Linked DNA regions of Homo sapiens: region 2 is linked to region 1. Evidence: read pairs that join two places in POLR2A ChIA-PET (ENCODE). Cell type or tissue: B cell. All regions are shown on one strand. Links, peaks and the distances in the headings refer to the core of each region. The heading gives the core; the rest is flanking DNA.

The links. ChIA-PET counts read pairs that join two places held together with the same protein. Peaks named below come from ENCODE experiments on the same cell type or tissue, not always from the same donor. Only the 100,000 strongest peaks of a DNase experiment are listed, where the experiment ranks them.
Region 2: POLR2A ChIA-PET joins it to region 1 with 13 read pairs; 3 of 35 experiments call an interaction of 5 or more read pairs at or near these places.

Annotation. Positions count from the first base shown.
Region 1 is chr10:5,815,124-5,823,940 of GRCh38, forward strand. No RefSeq gene overlaps it. Among named protein-coding and RNA genes, the nearest start is that of GDI2, 6.1 kb to the left of the region's middle. RefSeq lists enhancers at 2,442-2,511, 2,532-2,651, 3,750-3,799. In B cell, for the core only: no CTCF peak of the experiment used is centred there; DNase peaks (open chromatin) are centred at 2,388 and 4,008; H3K4me3 peaks cover 1,308 bases; H3K27ac peaks cover 3,882 bases.
Region 2 is chr10:6,063,691-6,072,507 of GRCh38, forward strand. It overlaps the pseudogene RPL32P23. Among named protein-coding and RNA genes, the nearest start is that of IL2RA, 5.7 kb to the left of the region's middle. RefSeq lists silencers at 2,062-2,262, 4,931-5,020 and an enhancer at 8,703-8,752. In B cell, for the core only: no CTCF peak of the experiment used is centred there; DNase peaks (open chromatin) are centred at 4,871 and 5,651; H3K4me3 peaks cover 1,906 bases; H3K27ac peaks cover 3,187 bases.

The DNA of each region.
Region 1 (8,817 bases), core at 2,041-7,040:
AGACTATTTTATCGATACTCAAGAGTTGTGAGAAACTTGAAGACACTGAGATAAGGGAATTGAATTTAAGGCTAATAAGGATCCCTTCCTTACTTAACACTGAAGTTCATTTTAGTTCACAGTACAGGCCCTATGGCCCAACAGAAGGACAATAACAATCAAACCTGGACTAAGCCTTAACGGACTGAGTGCATCTAAAATGTTGTACCTGAGCCAGGCACAGTGCTTCACACCTGTAATCCTAACACTTTGGGAGGCTGAGATGGGAGGATCACTTGGGGCCAGGAGTGGGAGATGGGAGAATCACTTGGGACCAGCCTGTGCTGTAGAGCCTAGGTAACAGAGACACTGTCCCTATAAAAAAAATTAGCTGGAGGCCGGGCACGGTGATTGATGCCTGTAATCCCAGCACTTTGGGAGGCTGAGGTAGGCGGATCACAAGGTCAGGAGTTTGGAGTTTGAGACCAGCCTGGCCAATATGGTGAAACCCCATCTCTACTAAAAATACAAAAATTAGCCGGGCATGGTGGCACGTGCCTGTAGTCCCAGCTACCCGGGAAGCTGAGGCAGAGCAATCGCTTGAACCCGGGAGACGGAGGCTGAAGTGAGCCGAGATCGCGCCACTCCACTCCCGCCTGGGCAACAGAGTGAGACTCCGTCTCAAAAAAAAAAAAAAAAAAACTGGGCAGGCTGGGTGCAGTGGCTCACGCTTGTAATCCCAGCACTTTGGGAGGCCAAGGCGGGTGAATCACGAGGTCAGGAGTTCAAGACCAACCCGTCCCAAGATGGTGAAACCCCGTCTCTACGAAAACTACAAAAATTAGTTGGGCGTGGTGTCAGGCGTCTGTAATCCCAGCTACTCAGGAGTCTGAGGCAGAGAATTGCTTGAACCCAGGAGGCAGAGGTTGCAGTGAGCCAAGATCGTGCCACTGCACTCCAGCTTGGGTGACAAAGCGAGACTCAGTCTCAAAAAAAAAATCAGCTGGGCATGGTGGCATGAGCCTGCAGTCCTGGCTACTCAGGAGGCTGAGCTGGGAGGATCACTTGAGCCCAGGAAGGTCAAGCCATGATGATGCCACTGCACTCTAGCCTGGGCAACAGAGCAAAACCCTGTCTCAAAAAAAGAAAATTCTGTGCTTTTCTTGGATCTTCCACCCCACCCATTCCAGTTGCAAGGGAACTTGTAGATGACAAATACTGCTTAAGGTGAAGAGGCTTGAAAGCCACTAATTGGTTGAGTTGATCTCATGCCACAGATGGTAGTTCCTGCTACAGTGAAACCTTAGGTTTAGGGGAAGTAGGTTGGTTGGTGAAGATGAGTGGTAAACATCAATCTTTATTTTTAATTTTATTTTTTGGTGCCAAAACCCAAGATCAAACCAGGACACCATCAATCTTTAAAATATTTCAAATCTTGAAATCAGCCAGGTGTGGTGGCACATGCCTGTAGTCCCAGCTACTCGGGAGACAGGCAGGAGAATCAGTGGAACCCGAGAGGCTGAGGTTGCAGTCAGCCAAGATCGCGCCACTACACTCCAGCCTGAGTGACAGAGCCAGACTCCGTCTCAAAAAAAAAATAAAATAAAATATTTCAAACCTTTATGCAAAGCAGGAATCCATGGAGTCTTATTTATACTTGGGTACATGGGAATAATTGTTTGCTGATCTGTTTTTACTAAGCATCCATCTGCCCTTTGAAAAGGAGAGATTTAATCTAAGGAAAGAAAATGAGAGCGAACCTCAGCCCAGACCATCTTTTTCTCTCCTGCATCACTGTGGCAGTTTCTCAACAGGCTTTTTTCCCTCTCTTTTTCCTCTTCTCCTATCTGTTCTGTCCATTATCTTCTAAAAACACGCATCAGATCATGTTCAGGCTTCTGTATATCTTTTGTACTTAGAATACATTGTAGATCCTAGCCAGGCATGGTGGCTAACGCCTGTAATCCCAGTGCTTTGGGAGGCTGAGGCAGATCACCTGAGGTCAGGAGTTCGAGACCAGCCTGACCAACATGGTGAAACCCCGTCTCTACTAAAAATACAAAAATTAGCCTGGTGTGGTGGTGCACATCTGTAATTCCAGCTACTCAGGAGGCTGAGGCAGGAGAATTGCTGGAACCTGGGAGGCAGAGGTTGCAGTGAGCCAAGATGGCGCCACTGCACTCCAGCCCGGGAGACAGAGCAAGACTCCATCTCAAAAAAAAAAAAAAAAAAAAAAGGGATACATTGTAAATCCTTAAATATGACCTAATACCTTAATCTAGCCTCTGTATGTCTCTCCAACTCTATTTTTTAGTGCTCCTTGGCTCCTTGATCATTAAACCCCAAACATGCATGTGTTTCGGTTCCTAGAATCTGGTCAAGCTTTCAACCACCCGAGGGCCTTTGTACTCTTGGTTCCATGGCTACCACCCCTCACTTCCCCCTGCACTTCTTCATACAGCTAACTTTTTCCACTTCCTTAGGTCTCAGCTTTCCCCTCAACCATCATTCTCTATCAGTACCCTGCTTGTTTCTCACTGCTCTTATTAGAGGGGGTAATTATTTTCTTCACTTGTTCTTTGCTTTTCAAATTGGATGTAAACTCCATAGGGGCAGGGATATGAAGCCTGGACAGCCAGTAAAGGGCTGAGCAACTAGTAGAGGATGAGTAAATATTTGACAAATGAATAGGGGACTTGGAAGTTGAGCCCTAGATCAACAAGGACTGAATATGATGATATTGGTACTAGTTTCCTTTTTTCTTTTTTAAGACAGGGTCTCACTCTGTTGCCCAGGCCAGAGTGCAGTGGCACAACCATAGCTCTGTGCAGCCTCAGCCTCCCGGGCTGAAGTGATCCTCCCTCCGCAGCCTCCTGAGTAGCTAGGAGTACAGGCATGTGCCCACCATGCTCAGCTAATTTTTGTATTTTTGGTAGAGATGGAGTGTCACCTTGTTGCCCAGACTAGTCTTGAATTCCTGGGCTCAAGCAGTCTGCCCACCACAACCTCCGTAGGTGCTGTGGTTACTGGTGTGAGCCACCACGCCAGGCCCCAGTTCCTCTTGATACTTTGGAGAAATACAACTTTTCTTCTAGGAAGAGATATTAAAACTAATATTTTAAAGAGTCTTAGAGATAGGTATCTATAAAACATAAACCTGTGTAAAACCTGGATAGCTAATGCTGCAGAGGGAACATAGTGGGATCTCTAGAAAGGAATTTTAATATAGTTCCAAAAATATATATTTCCTAGCTTATGATCATTCACCCAGAACCATCCCCTAAAAACTGTTTGTCTGCTCCCAGTCTTTATTTTATTTATTTATTTATTTATTTTTGAGACAGAGTTTTTCTCTTGTCGCCCAGGATGGAGTGCAATGGCAGGATCTTGGCTCACTGCAACCTCCGCTTCCCGGGTTCAAGTGATTCTTCTGCCTCAGCCTCCCGAGTAGCTGGGATTACAGGCGCCAGCTACCATGGCCAGCTAATTTTTATATTTTTAGTAGAGACAGGATTTCACCATGTTGTCCAGGCTGGTCTTGAACTCCTGGCCTCAAGTGATCCGCCCACCTCAGCCTCCCAGAGTGCTGGCATTACAGGTGGGAGCACAGCACCCAGCCCTACTTCCAGTCTTTATTTCTGCTCAAACCAGAATTCTAGATATCATCCTTGGTTCTGCTGTCTCTCTCTCCTTCCACATCTATTCTGGTTTTCTATTCTAGTGTACAAACCACCCCCAAAATTTAGTGGCTTAAGTTGAAAAAAAAAATAGCAGCTTAAAAAAAAAACATATTATTATCTCTTACGGATCGAATGGGTCACCCAGGTGGTAATTGCCTGGGCTTTCAGATGGCTTCAGTTAGTGGCTGGGCTGCAGTCATCTGAAGGTTTTACTGGACTGGACATCCAAGATGGCACAACCACGTGGCTGACAGCTGAGGCTGGCCATCGGCTGGGAGCTCAGCTGGGGCTGTCAACCAGAGCAGCTATGCGTGGCCTCTCTGTTTGGCTTGCACTTCTCAGAGTGGTTGTGTTGAAAGAAACAAGAAGTGGAAGTTGCTTGTCTCTTAAGGCCTGGGCCCAGAAACTGGCCCAGAGTCACTTCTGTCTTGTTCTGTTTGTCAGTGCAATCACAGAGCACACCAAAATTCAGATGGAAGAACTGTAGAGCCTGTCTCTCCGTTGGAAGAGTATTAATAAATTGGTAGCCATCTTTTTTTTTTTTTGAGATGGAGTCTTGCTCTGTTGTCCAGGTTGGAGTGCAGTGGCACAATCTCGGCTCACTGCAACCTCCTTCTCCCAAGTTCAAGCAATTCTCGTGCCTCAGCCTCCTGAGTAGCTGGGATTACAGGCACACACCACCACACCCAGCTAATGTTTATATTTTTAGTAGAGATGGGGTTTCACCATGTTGGCCAGGCTGGTCTCAAACTCCTAACCTCAAGTGATCTGCCAGCCGCAGCCTCCCAAAGTGGTGAGATTACAGGCGTGAGCCACCATGTCCAGTGGTAGCCATCTTTAATCTGCCACAGTACCCCATTAAATTTTGGCCATTCCACCTCATAAAAATCCTTCCAGTCCCTTCTCTTCAACCTCACTGCCACAACCCGAGTGCAGACCAGCAAGTTCTCTCCTAGATCCTGGCCCCAGCTTCCTATTGGGACATTTGGTGTTCAGTTCAGGTGGCTCAAACCTGTTCTCTGTATTATAGCTCAAGTGATCTTTATAAAAATCAAAAGTGACCAAGTTGACCATGTCTTTAAGATCTTTCATGGGTCTCCACTGCTGTTAGGATAAAGTCCATACACCTGGTCGTTTCCTAACATGAACTTGAGTGAATTACCTATTCCACCAAATCTCTCACTGCAACCCTCTTCCACCCCTCACCATGTTCATTTTTTTCTTTTTCTTTTTTTTGAGATGGGGTTTCACTATGTTTTCCAGGCTGGCCTTGAACTCCTGGGCTTAAGTGATCCTCCCACCTCAGCCTCCCAAGTAGCTGGAACTACTCATCATAGTTTCTGATTCAGTTGCTGTATTAGTCAGCATCCAGTCAGAAAGACATGAACTACTTTAAGTATTTTACACAGAGATAATGTAGGGAATTGATTTCAAAACTGTTGAAAGAGCTGGAGTGGCAAAAAATAACATTGCCCACAGATGTAGAACTACCTGAAACTCTAGGCTGAAGCAAGAGGGAAACTGCTGTTGCCCTGCGCTTGTGTTTCCCAATGATTTGTGCTGCTGAGGCCAGTGGAACCTGAAGTCATCCACCACCATTACTGCCACTGCCAGAGTCCTTCTGTCTCTGAAGCTACTGAAGTGACTCCTGCCACAGCTATTGCTGGGCCCCGGGGTCCCCACTCATTGGGGTGGCTACTACCACTGGTGGCAGTGCCACCAAAGCAGGGGACTTAGTGTCTCTCCTCCTCCTGGCTCCAGTCTTCCACCAGTACCTTCCATTGGCAGCACCTAGCCAGAAGCCAGTTAGCAAAGGGATCTGGGAAATGTGTTTTGCAGGCTCTCAGTCCCAGATATACAGACGAAACCAAGAATGGAGCTGGGAACTAACAGACCAATGACTGGCTGGGCTACACCAAACATTTCTGTGTTCCATGCACCTGCCATGCTCTTTCCCTTCTGCATGCTTTTCCCCTCTGTCTGGAATGTACCCACCCCTGCCCCCATCCTTCGGGTGGGCCTTGCTTTCTCCTACTTGCTTGAAGTCTCAGTATACATGTCACAGCCCCCAGGGATCTTTCCTGGATCCCCTAATCTGGATGAAATTCCTTTATGCCGGGTTCCCATAGTATTCTCTTACCATGTATCACCCTGGCTTGTAACTGGGTGTTTGCTGCTCTGGGGTAGAACTCTACATTATTCATCTTTTTTTTTTTTTCCATCACCATCTAGCTCAGAGTAGGCAGTTAATAAGTATTTAGTGGGCCGGAAACAGTAGCTCACACCTGCAATCCCAGCACTTTCAGAGGCCAAGGCAGGCAGATCACCTGAGGTCAGGAATTTGAGACCGGCCTGGCCAATAGGGTGAAACCCCATCTCTACTAAAAATACAAAAAATTACTCAGGTGCAGTGGTGTACCCCTGTAGTCTCAGCTACTTGAGAGGCTGAGGCACGAGAATCGCTTGAACCCAGGAGGCGGAGGTTGCAGTGAACCAAGATCGTGCCACTGCACTCCAGCCTGGGTGACAGAGCAAGACTCTGTCTCAAAAAAAAAAAAAAAAAAAAAAAGAAAAAGAAAAAGAAAAAGTATTTAATGCAGGGGTTCCTAACTCGAGTATAATTGTACTGGATGGGCATTATTTTCAGAGACAGGCTCCATTGTCCCAAAAGGGTCAATGACTCCGAAATGATTAAGAAAACATACATGTAGACAAATGAATTCATTCACAATATTTCTTCAATTTAGATAAAGGAAAAAATAACTTGTGGGAAAAAATTGAGTATCAAAGACCATTTCCAGGAGTTGCTCTGAACCTATTCTGGTTCAGGAGGCTGCCTGATAAATTTTTTTACACTTGAATTTTTTTTTTTTTAAAGACCATTTCCAGTGGCTTGCAGTTCTAGTCCACTTATGTTGTTATGAAGGAACACCTGAAGCTGGGTAATTTATAAAGAAAAGAGGTTTATTTGGCTCATGGTTCTACAGGCTGTACAAGAAACATGGCACCAGCATTTGCTTCTGGTGAAGCCTCAGGAAGCTTCCACTCCTGGGAGAAGGCAAAGGGGTGCCATGTGCAGAGATCACATAGTGAGAGAGGAAGGAAGGGAAAGACAAAGGTGCCAGTCTCTTTTCAACAACCAGTTCTTGCAGGAACTAATAACAAGAACTCATTCATGATCGTGAGGACGGCCCTGAGACATGCATGATGGATCTGTTCCCACAATCCAAAAACACCTCCCACCAGGCCCCACTTCCAACACTGGGGACCAAATTTCCACATGAGATTTGGAGGGGACAAATATCCAAACTATATTATTTGCCATAGAACACAACGTTTATTGAATTTCTGTACGTGGGGGAATGAAATCAGCACCTAACCTGATATACACATGGAAATAGAAAATACAATTCCAATAGAAATCACTTGGAAGTGTGTAATTAGTAGCAGCTCTGTGAGGCGCTTTGTATAGAAGGACTCGGAGTTGGTGGCATTGAGTGGGGCTTGTGCATAGTGGCAGAGCAAGTCAGCCAGGTGTCCTGATTCCCAAAAGGCTGGTAAGCATGGTGCAGGCATGTCTTACATGCATTTGCTCTTCAAAAAGCTTCAACTCATTCTAGCACGACTATCATGGATAAGCAATGACCACTGACTATTTCATTTAATTTCTTTGTATCATCTTAAAGACTAGAGTGATCTCTAAGCTGCCCAGGCCTTAGTGTTTCTTAGGTCACTTTAGTCATTCACTTGAATACTTCTTGTGTTAATTAAAGTGATTTTGGGCCAGGCGCCGTGGTTCACGCCTGTAATCCCAGCATTCTGGGAGGCCAAGGTGGGCAGATCACCTGAGGTCAGGAATTCAAGACCAACCTGGCTAACATGGTGAAACCCCGTCTCTACTAAAAATACAAAAATTAGGCCTGCATGGTGGCGGGCGCCTGTAGTCCTAGCCACTCGGAAGGCTGAGGCAGGAGAATCACTTGAACCCAGGAGGTGGAGGTTGCAGTGAGCTGAGATCATGCCACTGCACTCCAGCCTGGGCGACAGAACAAGACTCCGTCTCTAAATAAACAAACAAACAAATAAATAGATAAATAAAGTGATTTTGATTACAAGTTAACTAAAACCACATCCAGCTATCTTAGGTATAAAGGACAATTTATTAGAAGAATAAAGGGGCAAAAATGTAGTCCGGTCTCTGGAAGGAACTGGAATCAGGCACTAGAAAACTCGCTGTGTCTAAGCTCAGCCCCTCTGTGCAACTTCTTGATTTTTTTCTCTCTCTATGGTTGACTTTGTTGGCTTCCCTTGCTCAAACCTAGAGCTCAAACCTAGAGCCAAGTCTCTCAGCCTCACACAATTGACATTTTAGGCCAGGTCATTCTTTGTCGTGGGGCTGTCCTGCGCATTGTAGGGTGTTTAGCAGCACCTCTGGCCTCTACCCACTGGATGCCAGTAGCAGCCACTCTACTTCACCTCCAAGTCGTGAAAATCGTCATGGCTCCAGACATTGCCAGTGTCCCCTGTGGGCAAAAATTGCCTTTGGTGGAGAACCACTGAGCTAGACTAGCTTGGTTTTCATCATTCAGTATCAAATTTCCAGAGGAGATAATCTGATTGGCCCAACTTGGGGCCTGCATCCAACTTGATTCAATTAATCAGTCCGGTATTAACAGTATTATGTGACAGAAATATGGCTGCCGGAAATCCACGCCTGTGGAAAGGATGGACAGATACCCTAATACAGGTGTCAGTTCCATGTCCTTAATCCTAGACATGAAGCTTTCTATCCTGATTCTATGTACCCTGACTCTTGGGTGGTTTAGGGGACATTTTCCCAGAGATGTATTTAGGATATCTACATACCTTTAAAAAAATTTAATCCAGGCCAGACATGGTGGCTCATGCCTGCAATCCCAGCACTTTAGAAGGCCGAGGTGGGTGGGTCACTTGAGGTCAGGAGTTCGAAATCAGCCTGGCCAACATGGTGAAACCCCGTCTCTACCAAAAATACAAACATTAGCCGGGCTTTGTGGTGAGTGCCTGTAATCCCAGTTACTCGGGACGCTGAGGCAGGAGAATTGAGAATTGCTTGAGTCCAGGAGGTGGAGGTTGCAGTGAGTACAGATCCTGCCACTGCACTCCAGCCTGGGCAACA
Region 2 (8,817 bases), core at 2,242-7,241, 250 kb after region 1:
AACGTTTCTCACTCTGCGGGCAAGTGCTCCAGTAGAAACTCCTAGTACTCCCACCAAAGTCACGCTCCTTTCTTCTTGGGCATGGGAGTAGAATGCACTTGCTGCCTCTCCTGGAAAATAGCTTATGCTTTAAGTAGTTAATGTGGATTGTCATTATAAAATATTTAAATTTATGTTAATGTCTTTTTTTTTTTTTTTTTGGAGCGCAATGGCACAATCTTGGCTCACTGCAACCTCTGCCTCCCAGGTTCAAGTGATTCTCCTGCGTCAGCCTCCTGAGTAGCTAGGATTACAGGCACGCGTCACCACATCCAGCTAGTTTTTGTATTTTTAGTAGAGACGGAGTTTCACCATGTTGGTCAGGCTGGTCTCGAACTCCTGACCTTAGGCGATTCACCCACCTCGGCCTCCCAAAGTGCTGGGATTACAGGTGTGAGCCACCACGCCTGGCAATTACAAGATTTTTTTAAAGCCATATCACAAAGCCCCCACAATTTTTCTGGTAAATAAGAGGCCCAACTCTTGGTTCTGAGATGGACCATGGTTAAACAAGTCATTGAACTGGCTTTTCTGGTTCACCTTACGGATGAACGCTCTGTCGTCGTTTGCTGATGCTGAGGTTTCCAGTTGATGCTGCATGGCACGATGCAGGGATGTGAGAAGAAGTTGGGGGTGCAAAAGCAGACCCATTTTGTCACGGATTGCCCAGGATCTCATACTGAAGCTGTAGCAAAGCTTTTGCCCTTAATGAGTTTACAGGTGAAATGGAAAGACACTTGAGTGTCCCTTCCTCCAGGAGGCCTTTTCCAGTCCTTTCTACTCCATCATAACACCTGCCGTGCTGCATTGCAATTCACTGTTTATATCTCTTTCTTTCTTCTAGTTGCTGTTAATCTTTTTTGGATTAAAAACTCTTTTTTGTTTTTAATTTAAGTTCCAGGATACATGTGTAGAACGTGCAGGTTGGTTACATAGGTATAAGTGCGCCATGGTGGTCTGCTGCACCTACTCACCTGTCTTCTAAGTTCCCTCCCCTCACACCCCACCCCCCACCCTGCAGCAGGCCCTGGCGTGTGATGTTCCCCTCCCTATGTCTATGTGCTGTCATTGTTCAACTCCCACTTATGAGTGAGAACATGCGGCATTTGGTTTTCTGTTCCTGTGTTAGTTTGCTGAGGATAATGGCTTCCAGCTTCATCCATGTCCCTGCCAAGGACATGATCTCATTCCTTTTCATGGCTGCATAGTATTCCATGGTGTATATGTATCACATTTTCTTTATCTAGTCTCATTGATGGGCATTTCAGTTGGTTCCATTTTGCTATTGTAAATAGTGCTGCAATAAACATACGGGTGCATGTGACTTTATAGTAGAATGATTTCTATTCCTTTGGGTATATACCCAGTAATAGGATTGCTGGGTCAAATGGTATTTCTGATTTTAGATGCTTGAGGAATCGCCATACTGTCTTCCACAATGGTAAAAACTCTTTTCTTAATTTGATAGAACCTTTGGTTTCCCTCCTTGGAAAAAATGCACATCAGCACATACTCTGGATAAATCCGTAGGAAGTTTCAGGAGCATTATGGGCAGTTTGTTTTGTTTTGCTCTGTTTTGTTTGAGATGGGGTTTCTGGAGTGCAGTGTTGCCATCTCAACTCACTGCAGCCTCTACCTCCTTGACTCAAGTGATCCTCCCACTTCAGCCTCTCAAGTAACTGGGACCACAGGCATGCACCACCAGGCCTGGCTAATTTTTTTTGTAATTTTTGTAGAGATGGGGTTTTGTCATGTTGCCCAGGCTGGTCTCAGACTCCTGGACTCAAGCGATCCTCCCACCTCAGCCCTGCAGAGTACTGGGATTACAAGTGTGAGCCACCACACCCAGCGGTTGTGGGCACTCTGAACTTCAAAGGTCCAAGGATCTCAGGTTAAGGTGTCAAACTGTGGGCCTCTAGAGGATAGCCCTATGTCCAGTTTATCTGTGAACTTACGTCACCTAACAAAGTGCATAACACATATGGGTGTCCAACCACTATGTATGAAGCCACATGTGCATACAAATATAACTAGCATATACTAAAGCAGTTTCAGACAAATTCTTTGTGAGGCAAATTCAAAGTTTTGTTTCAAACCTGCTGCAAGGAGGTAATTTCCAATAAGTCCGGTTCAAAGATTTCTTTCCTAGTAGAGGGTTTTTTTTTTTTTTTTTTTTTTTGAGGAAAGTTATCTAGATAACATTGGTAGATTAAGTTCAAGAAAGGAACAAGTTCAAGAAAGGAACATTTGGTTAAAAGTAACTAGGTTCATCCAGGGACAGCCGGTCAACAGTGCAAGCTGAGTCTCACTTCATCAGGAAATTGCTCAATTCTATTATCAGAAATGTTTGGTACTTCCTAGAAGAAACTGCTCAGAACAGCGGACAACAAATTTCTGACCTAGACTGCCTTCCCTTAGGTTTAAGACCACTTTCTTTCTAGACGTACAGTGGGGTGAATACTAATGATTATGGTAAGAAGAGCAATTGAAATGTAGGAGGGAAAAGTTGTTGAGCTGATGTGATCAGGAAAGGCCCACGTATTGTCCTTGAAGGATGGATACGGCCTTGGTAGGTGGTTCCTGAGGAAGCAGAGTGTGGTCCATAGTTAACCAGAAGTAGAGAGGGGTAGAAGCTAAGGGCAGAAATATCAGCTGGATTCAGAGTCAGGTGGACCTCGAAAAACAGAATAAGATCTATGGACTTCAGCCACTGAAGCTGTCTAACCCAGGCGGGACATAGCCAAGTGATGTGATGATGAGGCCGAGCTGGTGTGGTGTGCAGGGAAGATTGAGGCATAGAGATGCTGAAATACTCTTCAGGAAGGAAATCATAAGGACTGGAGGAAGGTGAAATAAATTGGAATGGCAAGGAGGCTTGATGCCAGAATATCAGGCAAAGGGAAAATGCAGTTGGTAATGCCTGGATGTGGGGCAAGAAGCGGGGAACAGAATTTGTGAGCTTTGGCGAGGAGAAAATTCACTGATTTGAGCTCATCAAATGGATTGGCGAAATTCAAGTGTGTGAGGCTGAGGTTAGGGGATGGCAGAGAGGCAGTAGCATTTGTGAACAGGAGTTAGTTGTTCACTTGGGTTGTTCTCTTGTTCCTACAATGTTGGACAGTCCTTGAAGACAGCATTTATTATCCAGACAACTCTAAAGCTTGACTTGCCACCCCCCTAGCCCCAACCACAAGAACGAGTTTTCAGCTTGCAACAAAAATCATTTCTGTTTATTAGAGTCTAGATTGGGGAGCAGGGGCAAAGAGTAGAGGAAAAAAGGGGAGAGGTGGTGAGGAATCAATCACCTTTCATTTTCCTTTACTTACCCTTGGGGCTTGTTAACGGTCACTTCCACAATGCCCATAGAACCGGCCGAGCACGATGGCTCACGCCTGTTATCCCAGCACTTTGGGAGGCCGAGGCAGGCAGATCACCTGAGGTCAGGAGTTTGAGACCAGCCTGGCCAACATGGTGAAACCCTGTCTCTACTAAAAATACAAAAATTTGCCGGGCTTGGTGGCACATGCCTGTAATTCCAGCTACTTGGGAGGCTAAGGCAGGAGACTTGCTTGAACCTAGGAGGTGGAGATTGCAGTGAGCCAAGATCACACCGCTGCACGCCAGCCTGGGGGACAAGGGCAAAAGTCTGTCTCAAAAAAAAAAAATGCCTGTAGAACCAAGTGGCACAGATGCCCGTATGAAATGAATAACCATGAATAATTGAATGCAGAAAAAAAAAGGAAGGAGGAAGGATGGGATAAGGAAGAAGGTAGGAGAGAAGTGAACGCAGAGGGAAATGGTGAGCCCCACTTGGTGATGGGCACCATAGCTTGCTCACTTTGACTGTTGAGGACGTGTCACTCTGGAGACTACAGGCTGCCAAGAGGACCTCTGTGCTGAATCCCGTAAGGACTGTTTTCAGGGATTAAAACACTGGTGCTCTGAGGCTCACTTGGTGTGGTGGTATAACATGCAAATGAGAGGTGCCCAGGGCAAGAAAACTTGCTCTATAGAATAAAAGAAATGCTGGCCGATTAGGGAGAAGTCATGCTGAGGAGAGTGGCAGAGAAAGGACCCAGAGTGGGAAGAGCAGGGCAGCTCTGGAGAAATAATAAAGAGCTTGGAAGAAAATTTTAAAATCATTTGAAGATAAGAGTTTGCAATATGCTTTGCAATGTTAACTCTTCTCCCCAACAGCCCACAAAAATCTTGAGTAAAATTCCCATTTTGTCTTCATGCATTTTGGAGTTGAACGAGCTTTGAGGACATTTGAAACATGGAGCATGACTTCCTCTGTGAGCCAGGACTAGTGGGAAGCCTGTTTAGTCCACGAATAATGGGGTTTCTCCCATTTTCCTCCTGTTGCTGTCCTCTTGACTGGTTCATTGTTTACCAGCATATCTGCCAGGGGAGCACAAGGAAAGGAAAAGGTGAAGCTGAGCGTGGTGGCGCATGCCTATAGTCCCAGCTACTCAGGAGGCCAAGACGTTGAGGTTCGCTTGACCCCAGGAGGTCAAGGCTGCAATGAGCTATGATTGCACCACTGCACTCCAGCCAGGGCCACAGAGCAAGACCTCGCCTCTAAAAAAAAAAAAAAAAAAAAGAAAAAGGAGGGAGTGGGGGAAAGGAAAAGCTGAAACCCAGATCAAAGAATTTCACCTCTGTCACATAATCCATCAATAAACGTTGACTGCAATTAATCAAAGAATTATGCTAGAACCTGTGAGGAGAGCCAAGAAGCTAAAACATAGCCCTGCACTGAGGACGCTCACAGTCTCCTCAAAGAGGAAAAGAAATGGGCCCTCAAAAGGGGAAGTGACCGCTCACGTCTGCAGGGATCCGTTCAGCAATCAGGCCTGCCCTGCACTATACGCTGGCACCACATGAAAGCAGCCTCACTCTCTCATCTTAGACTTTCTTTTCTCTAGAGGAGTGATGTGCTGAGCTGTGGTCTCAGAGCCAAAATCCGAACAGGAGATAACCCTTTGCTTTCTGGGAGCGTGGCAGTGGAAGGACTGAAGCGGTTGCAGAGAGCCTGCTGTTTATGTACTGGATGTTCTTGTTAGGCTTAGTAGGAGGTCATTTTCCCAGGCCTGTGGTGTCCCCCAGGATTTTCTCTCCTTTATCTTGTACACACGGACCTGAAATGTCCACATGAGGTCCCACAAATTACATTTTACTTCGCTCATGCACTCTTGGGTGCACCCTTTAGTATAATTCAATTCAGTGCATATCAACGTAGGATCCAGGAATGGGGAGCTCTGCCCAGGCTCTGGGAGAAGCAAAAACAAACAAAGAAGGGTTTTTGCTCCCCAAGAGCCAGTGATCCACCTGTGGGAATTTGGATTGGAAGCAGAAAGCCCCCAGTTAATTGCAAGCACATCTGTCAAAGTGATAATCCCATCAAAAGCAAATGAACCATTGCAGGATAGCCTGGAGCACGAGGGCCTTCCATCTTTGCTTGTTAAGTGGATGGCGGTTGGATAGATGTTGCTGAGATCGGTGCCTCCCATGGCCGAGAGGCAGGCAAGACACTTCAGATTCTGCCCCAGTTGGCACTATGCAAACAGGGTTATTTCTCTCAAACTGGTATTGAAAGAATGCTGCTGCTAATTCTACGAAATCTACAGGTGCATCCTGTTATTGCGGCACTGAGTTGAATTTCTGCAGTTTGTAATTTCCACCAGATTCTACTAGACAAGGGCACAGGGGTCCCGTGGAAAACCAAAATCCACTATGAATCAAATAACCCAACTCTACTCAAATGTCTAGTTCCCAAGCCACTGTTGACTTGTGGGTTGTGCCACCCAGAAAACACTGGGAGAGAACAGTTGGTTTGTATGAATCATGAACTGAGTCCTCCGTCCCTAACAATTGAAAACTGACTTTGTTAACATTTTGTGGCTTGTGGTGACCAGTGCTGTTGGGTCCCACAGATGTTGTCAGAGGGTCCTCTTTCCATTTGAGTGGAGGACGTGTTTCCTGGGGGGATAGCAGCAAAGCTCCCTGGCCACTTCTGTCATGATTTTAGTTCAGGGATGGATAATAGAGTTTATCTCTCAAGCCAGCACTGATGAGTTACCAATGGCGGCCCAGGACAAGGATTCCAAACCCCCTTTGGAGCTCAGTGGTCTGTGGTCTTTGCAGGGAGGTGAAGGCATGCTTGTGTCACATTTTGTCTAGACGTCTGTACAGCTTTTCAGCTGGCTTCCCTCACTCAAATGTGTCTCTCCACTCCACCATTCTTACCCATTGCTTCCAGTTTAATCTTTTTTTTTTTTGACTGAGTCTTGCTCTGTCGCCCACTGGAATGCAGTGGTGCAATCTTGGCTCACTGCAACCTCTGCCTCCCAGGTTCATGTGATTCTCCTGCTTCAGCCTCCCAAGTAGCTGAGATTACAGGCACCCACCACCATGCCCGGCTAATTTTTTTTTTCAGTAGAGATGGGGCTTCACCACGTTGGCCAGGCTGATCTCAAACTCCTGACCTCAGGTGATCTGCCCACTTCGCCTCCCAAAGTGCTGGGATCACAGGCGTGAGCCACCGTGCCCAGCCCCAATTTAATCTTCTGGAAGAATACTTTTCCCTTATCTACAACGTAACATTTTAGGAGTGTCCATAATGTCTTTGAAATTAAGCCCACATTTCTTAGCCCGGTATTCAAAATCCTTCATAACCTGCCCTGGCCTATCTCTTCAGTATTAATTCTTCGCTATCCTTCATGCTGTCTTTGCCACAAAAATGTTCCCAAGCAGACCAGAGAACAAAATAAAAATCATCAACTGCTCACTGTTCCTGCAACACCGCCTCCTCTTTTCTTGGTTTCCTCTGTTAAATCCATAAGCCCAAAGCTCACTCACTCCTTAACACCCAGCTCCAGTGCTACCCTGCTGAAGGAAGTCTCACCGCATCCCTCCCTCTGGAAGTGCTCCCCCTCCTCTGGGCTGTTCCCTTATCTGCATCTTAGGAATATTGAAAGGAATCACTAGCACTGACTAGGCCCTTACTACATGGCAAGCACTGTGCTGAGAATGTTGCATGTCTCTGCCGCTGACTTCTCACAGCAATCTGGCGGGGCCGGCATGCCATCACTATTTCCATGTTACAAGTGCAGGCATTGCATCTCATTGTGGTTGTGAAACACCCACACTCACATAATTCGTCAGGAGTGGTGTCATGTCTAGGTCCCAGGTCTGTCTAACCCTTACACATGCCACAAGCCCATCACTCTCAGGGCATTTACCAATTGAAAACTGCCTTGTAGCTCTCTGGAGACACGGCTGATCATTCCAATGAGGCTCTATGCATCTTTAGAGAGAGGATATGCCTCTAGGTCGCCTTCTTATTCCTAGTGCTGAGTTCAGTACTTAGCATGGAATTAATGCTCAGTCGTTAAGCATTGAATGAATGACTGTATGCAGAACCTTTTTAGAGCTCTGGATTTGGGAAACACAGTTAATAAGGCATCAGCCTTCACTGTATTTCATCAGGCTTTTACTTTGTGGAATTGGGTTTGAGAAAAAAAAAATCACTCAGTTGTGGCCCAAGTCTAGAGTCCACAATTATGCAATATGTTATGAAGGGTTTGATGGAAACCTTCAAGTGTCCGTAGGGAGAATGGTCAGTACATTCAACCATGAATTCAAGGACTAGTATGTGATCGGCCTGCTGATGTAAATTCCTCCTCCTCCTCCCTCCTCCTTCCTCTTCCTCCACTTCCTCCTTCTTTCTTTTTTTTGTTTTTTAATTTAAAAACAAATAAAACGTGCACATGAGCAGTCTAATCCTTTTCTTTGCTGCACAGCTTGGCACTGGGATTGGTGACTCCAATGGGCAGCTGGGCCACTGTTTCCAGGATGGCTTTGCAGTTCTTGGGGGCAACATTGAGGGCAGTCTCAGCACACTGAGATGTGTTGCACCTCAGCAGGACCTCCGGCTTCTTGACGGGGTGGACCAGGAGCTTCTGGAAGCCGCTGGGCAGCATGTACTCTGCTGCTCCCATAACCTGTGCCAGGCATCAAAATTAGGCCCTTGATTCTTCTACCAACCCTGTTGTCAAGAGGAGTTGTTGATGCCTCTGCATTTCTGCCAGTTATGCTAATTTTGGGATATTGGCCTGACTGGTACTGGATGAACTTCTTGTCCTCTTTATGAGGATCTTGGTCATCATGAGGGGTCCTAGTGCAGCCACAGTGCTGAGTAGGAGAGGAAGACAAGGGGAGGCTGTGTGAAGGGCTGAGGGGACGTGGGCTCTGTCAACTTCTTCTTTTGGGAGCATCGAGTGCTCTCTGAAATGCACTCGCCTCTCCCTAAGAGCGGAAGTGGGCTGGGTGTGGGGGCTCACACCTGTAATCCCAGCACTTTGGGAAGCTAAGGCAGGAGGATTGCTTGGGACCAGGAATTTGAGACCAGCCTAGGCAACATAGTGAGACCAGATTCTCTAGAAAAAAATTAAAAATTAGCTGGGTGTGTTGGTGCGTGCCAGTAGTCCCGGCTACTCAGCAGGCTGAGGTGGCAGGATCCTTGAGCCTGGAAGGTTGAGGCTGCAGTGAGCTACCGATTGTGCCACTGCACTCCAGCCTAGGCACAGAGCGAGACCGTGTCTCTACAATTAAAACAAACAAAAAAGAGCAGACCAGCTTCTGGGAACTGAAGGGGGTACCTTTGTCTTCTGAGTGCATGAGCAAGAGAGCGTGAGGAAGAAAATACAGTATCTTGTTTATTTTAGTTTCTAAACAACTTCACCCTCATCCATAAAGACCCACAGTTTCCCCCAG